Regions from separate parts of the Homo sapiens genome. Here region 1 is linked to region 2. The links are chromatin loops, found by intact Hi-C in ENCODE. Cell type or tissue: gastrocnemius medialis. All regions are shown on one strand. Links, peaks and the distances in the headings refer to the core of each region. The heading gives the core; the rest is flanking DNA.

Region 1 (2,918 bases), core at 283-2,782, 88 kb before region 2:
ATGGCATCTTGTTAGACTTCTGTTCCTCCTGTTCCCTAAGTCTCTACTGTGTGTCCCACTGTTGCTAAGTATCCTTGAAGCACAGTCTTCCTGTGTCACTTATCCACTCTGGAACATCAAACAGCTGCCTGTGTTGAGAAGCCTCCATGATCCTGTCCCACTCTACCTGTCCAAACCTACTTCTCATTATTGCTTGACATGCCTTTTTTGTTTCAGGTGTTTTGGGTTTTATTGTATCAGTTGTTCTTATTCTGAACAGTAGGTACAAAAGATATGAACACTGTTGTGTCTTAGGTTGGAAATGTGCATCCTCAGACTTTAAGAAACTCCAGATTGAGACAAGCTTGGATGCGGATTGAATTCATGGTCAGAAGATGAATTAAATGGAAAGAAAAAAAGGCAACTTGTGCTTGAAGCCTCTAAGCAGTTGCTGAGACTCATTCAGCTCTTGTAGTTGTGCTTGGATCATTCATATAAAGGCCGTTTTAATCTGTTCTTCAGATTCATTCAGGGGAGTATAAAGGTTTACAACTTTGACAGTGGGGCTGGGTGTTGACAGAGGTGACTAGGAAGCTGGTGGCCTTGGCATCCTTAGGGTTTTCTTCTGGGATTACAGGAGCTGGACTGCAAGGATCAGAGGTTCCATCATCTGAACTGCTGTCCTTTGGTGAAGGTTTCTTTCCCAGCTGCTCAGTTGACCACTGTTGGTACCTGGATTGCTTATGCTCCAAGAGCATGTATTGGAGTCATTACATTGATGATACAGAGGAGCTTACTACATTGTCCATGTTATCTATGTTATTTCATTTCTGTTTCTAAGACTTTCTTTTTCTTCTGCATAAATCCTACCATCTCTGCAAGCCTTTCCCAGTTAATCCAGTCCCCATGCCACTGTGCTTCCAATCTGTACCACACAGTTGGACATTTACCTTTTCAAAGCTAAGTTGTAGTTTGTAAGCTACTTGAAGTTAAGGCAGTCTATTTCCTTGTTGTGTATTTGCTTCCTCACAGCCAGCCTAGTAACCAGTAGATATTTTGGTATTGATTTTGATGGGACTCTTTAGGACATCTAATATGAATGTTATAACTTCATTGGAATCCATAGAACATGGCAACTAAGTTTGGAGCCTGTAACTCCAAAGCAACGATTGCTAGTTTACACCTTGCCCCTTAAACAATTGGAACAATACACCTATAAGATAAAAAAAAACCTGATTTTAAGTAACATAGTGTTTCCACGAATCTGTTGGTATTAACTGTTGTTGAAGTATACCCCTAAGTAAGTAGACAAACTGACCTGCTTGATGGAGGATGTTGGATATAAGCAAGTTATATTGTGGAGTAAATGTTAAAGCAAATATTTTATTTCGAAGGGAATTCTTTACTCTGACTTCCAGAGGTGCTCTCTTGGCTTAGACTTTGAATGTGGTTCAGGGTGTGAGAAGTTGGTCATTCTTGTCCTTTCCTGACTCATACCACTAGCCTCTTTGGCAAAAAGCAGTGTGTAGTTTCTTTGTTTAGGGTAGAGCATTAGTTTCCAGGGTGGTGACTTTTCTTTGCTGGTCTGAAGTCATGCTGTCTCCAGTTTCCTGTTTCATTCTCTGCTCCTCCTCAGTTTCACCAGGGTGTGTGATCCACTGCCCTCATTTCCTTGTTGGCAGTGGGTCCTTTGGCACCTGCGGCTGCTTCATGGGCAGTCAGGGTTTGCCTGTAGGCCCCGAGAGGCTTGGGACTTGCAACAGAAGTTTACCATCCTTCCCTAAGCACTGGCTTGTGTCATTTGATGACTACTTATTCAGAACCTGGAACTTTCTGCCTGTGAGGTCGACATACCCATCATGCTTATTGCCTGGAGAGGAAGCCCTACATTCTGCTGCTGCTGCAGAGTGATGATTTTTAACAGACCAGAACTTACACATCTAAATGAGTGTTGTTGTTCAGTGAAGTCACCTTAGGACAATGATTTAAATAACACCGCGATTTCTCAAGAAGTTTGGAACTTCTCTTATGGTTGAGTTCAAAGCCATTTTATGTTATATGTGGCCCAAACAAGTTTTATTAGTACAATTAAATCTTTATTGAGGACTTTTGATGGACCACATAGTGAACTTGGACTGGGAATCAAAAGAATGGTAAGGCAGGGTGTCTGCCTTCACTGTGCCTGCAGTCTGGCTGAGATGCACATGTGAGCCACACTAGCACAAGCCAGCATGCACTGGCCTGTCACAAGAGAGGTGAGATCAATTCTAGGGATGCGGAGGTGGGAGTGATGACATCTGTGGGGAATGGGGATGGGAGGAAAGTCAGGGAAGACACCAGCAATGAAAGACTGGGAGGATTTGAGAAGAAAGATAGGGGAGGAAGGACAAGGGAACCATATCAACAGCAGTGTTGAAAATCTGGGGACTTGCCTGGGAAATGAAGTCATTTCACTGGACTGACAATGCATGCTGCAGTGTTGGTTTCCCTTCATAGGTGGAGCCAGGCCCAGCATAAGCACTGACCCTGTGGATGGATGCCAGGTGAGGCTGGCAGGTCTGCTGGCCCAGGTGTTGTCTCCCGCAGGAGCTGGGAGCAGACGTTGTCTGAAGGTAGGGGTATATTGTAGCCATGCTGAGGAGCCAGCATAGAAGCCAGTGTTGGACCTAGGGAGCTCCAGCAGGAAGACACTGGGGAGAGACATTGAGAAGAGGAAATAGAAATGCAAGGCAGGGCAAAGGGGGTTTGATGATGACGGTGATGATGATTTTTTAAGAGTATGTATTGTGAACAAAGTAGGAAAGGACTTGTGCTTATTTACAGTGGACAGACTGGTGCTGGGGCAAGTGGGTACATCGTAGAAGTTAGGATGAAGGAGAGATGGAAATGGTGACCAGTGGAGATCAGCCTCAATGGCTTTCAATACAGACTAAGAAGTG
Region 2 (2,918 bases), core at 222-2,721:
CTGTCGCCCAGGCTGGAGTGCAGTGGCACGATCTTGGCTCACTGCAACCTCCACCTCCCAGGCTCACACCATTCTCCCACCTCAGCCTCCCGAGTAGCTGGGACTACAGGCACCCGCCACCACGCCCGGCTAATTTTTGGTATTTTTAGTAGAGTCAGGGTTTCACCATGTTAGCCAGGATGGTCTCGATCTCCTGACCTCGTGATCTGCCTGCCTCGGCCTCCCAAAGTGCTGGGATTACAGACGTGAGCCACTGCACCCAGCCACCATGATGCCCTAAATTTTAAAAAATGTATGGATGAAGCAGTATCTATCAAAGGAAGAATACAAGACTTGTATCTTACTGGTGGCATGCCAAAGAGACAGTGTGGTATAGAGAAAGAGGATGGGTTTTGGAATGAGGGACTCACATGCACCTGGCTGAAATGCCAGCTGTACTACTGGCCAAGGAAAAATCATTTTATTTGAATATACTTGAATATACTCCCTTGCTGCAAAATAGTTTCCAAGAACAAGTGAAATAAGTGAGTTTGAAAAGTGATGTTTATTTGGTCTGACAGGCTACACATTCTATATGTGTATATCATAGTTCACCCCTAGCTAATGACAACATTAGAATAAGTCTGAAAAGCATAAAATCACAGGAAACACGTGCCTCTGTTGCTCACTTTCATCTAAACCTGCAGCTTTCTGAATTCCAGTGTATTTTGGACATTAGCAGTTCTATAAACTTCAGTTGATATAGAATGTATCATACAGCTCCCATATAACCTGGATCTGGAATCACAGAATATAGGAGTAGCAGGAGATCCTAGGGATAATCTTCCAGACCCTTATTTTAAGAGCAAGGGAATTGGCACCTTCCCATTTACACCGAGGAGTGCCCTAACCAGTGCTCTGTCTCCCTCTGTCTGGCCTGTCTGCCCACGATGGGGTGGGCTGGGTGGCACTCCCCGGGTTCTTTCTGTGATGGTATCTCATCTGAGATGGAGACAGCCCTGCTTGGGAATAGCCAGCAAGAGGAAGGGACAGATTCATTTCGCTGCTGCCTATATCACACTACACCTGAGAGGCTTATAAATAGCGCTTAGCACTCCAAGGGCCACTGTTTAACTGAAGTGGGAAAATGATATTGGATATTAAATGTACTAAGTACTTATCTCTTACACTATCAGAAGGTTCATTTTCATCTTACCAAGTAGGCACTTGGGACTCTACCTGCCAAATGCCAATTACACAGTTTCCAGTGAATATTCATGACAGCCTTCCTGAATGGCTTGGTTTCAGTTCTGGGCTGTGGCTGAGTGGTGCCCTGGCCTGGTAGGGAGGGTATGGTAGAGTAAAATGTCACCACCTGGTGGCAGACTGCATGAGGACATCCCTCTGCCATTTTCACCCCAGGAACCCAGGACCTGCTCAGTCCTTGGGCCTGGAGAACCCCTCACACAAGTGCCCTGCCTCCAGGTGCCTGAGACACATCTCCTTCCCACTTTCAGGCCTGGCTGTCTTGTTGGAAGGGTTTGTAGACTCTCTTGCTTGGAACATTCCGGCCCAGCCCCTTCTTGCAGCAGAAATGTTATTTATAGTGTTCCCAACTTTGGGAGGAAGCCCTTGAATGTTAGAATAATTGTAATTATATGGCTCTGTTTTGAGCCCAAATCTGACTTATGGTAGTTTTCCATATACCTTCTCACCTGACTTGACTGCTATCTTAACCTACCTCTGCTCCCCAACCTTACTTTTCTCTCCCCACATAACCTTTCGTTCCCCGAATCTGATTTTTCTTTCCACTGGAGTCTTCCTCCTATCTAACTTCCCTCACTATAATAGGTTTTTTATATTAATATAGTTTTGTGTGTTTGTATCTCTTAGTATTCTGTTGTTTCATTTCGCTTGTTTGAATTTATCATGAAAATATACCATATTGAGTTGTTGTTGTTGTTGTTGATTGAGACAGTCTTGCTCTATTGCCCAGGCTGGAGTGCAGTGGTGCAATCTCGGCTCACTGCAACCTCCGCCTCCCGGGCTCAAGCAGTTCTCCTGCCTCAGCCTCCCAAGTAGCTGGGATTACAAGCACCCACCACCACACCCAGCTAATTTTTGTATTTTTAGTAGAGATGGGGTTTCACCATGTTGGCCAGGCTGGTCTCAAACTCCTGACCTCAAGTGATCCACCTGCCTCAGCCTCCCAAGGTGCTGTGATTACAGACGTGAGCCACTGCGCTCGGCACATATATACTATTATCATTTTAAGTCACCATTGTTTCCAAGATTCATTGTCACTGTATTTTTCTACCCTGTCTTCCAAGTATTAATACTCTCCATGGTACTTATACAAGTATCTTTGTTGGACAGAAATTATTTTAAAATTCTATGTATTCTCTAGCATAGTCCTTCTTTTTAAAAACTATTGTCGGTGATCTGTGTTTTGGTGATGGTGTTGACTATATGATTAGAGCATGTAGACACAGACAAGAAGCAGTAGACTGATTATCCCATTAGTGAACAGAATATATTCTGTTGACACACCTAAATCTTCAGATGATTTGTCACAGAGGATGAAATGATATAGAGGGGCTTCATGACCGGTTTGGAGATGGGATGTCCTTTCTGTGGTGGCTTGGCAAGCCAGGCTTCCCCTTCTTCCTGTTTTGCAACCATAGTGTGTGTTGGGCCTAAGTGAGTGTTGTTCCCACCTCTTCATCCTCTCAGGGAGTTTCCAATTCAGGTAAATAGAGTTGTACCTGTCTGAGGCTCAACTCCCTCCCATTCCCCACACACACAAGTCAGTCCCCTTCCTGTGGGTGAATCATGGAAGGCTGAGCATAGGGCAGGGACGACAAAGTTTGCAGGCAGTAACTTGTACAACTCGAAGGGGGCTCCAGATGGTGTGCTCAGCCGGTACTGCTATACATAAC

The links. Hi-C counts contacts between places; a loop is a spot of excess contacts. Peaks named below come from ENCODE experiments on the same cell type or tissue, not always from the same donor. Only the 100,000 strongest peaks of a DNase experiment are listed, where the experiment ranks them.
Region 1: a loop joins it to region 2, with 4 times the contacts of the local background. A loop is called at or near these places in 1 of 110 quality-filtered maps.

What each region holds. Positions count from the first base shown.
Region 1 is chr18:50,096,560-50,099,477 of GRCh38, reverse strand. The region is part of intron 1 of MYO5B (myosin VB); the gene reads left to right. Among named protein-coding and RNA genes, the nearest start is that of MIR4320, 29 kb to the left of the region's middle. In gastrocnemius medialis, for the core only: no CTCF peak of the experiment used is centred there; a DNase peak (open chromatin) is centred at 1,677; H3K27ac peaks cover 708 bases.
Region 2 is chr18:50,008,408-50,011,325 of GRCh38, reverse strand. The region is part of intron 4 of MYO5B (myosin VB); the gene reads left to right. Among named protein-coding and RNA genes, the nearest start is that of MIR4320, 120 kb to the left of the region's middle. In gastrocnemius medialis, for the core only: a CTCF peak has its summit at 1,357; a DNase peak (open chromatin) is centred at 1,345.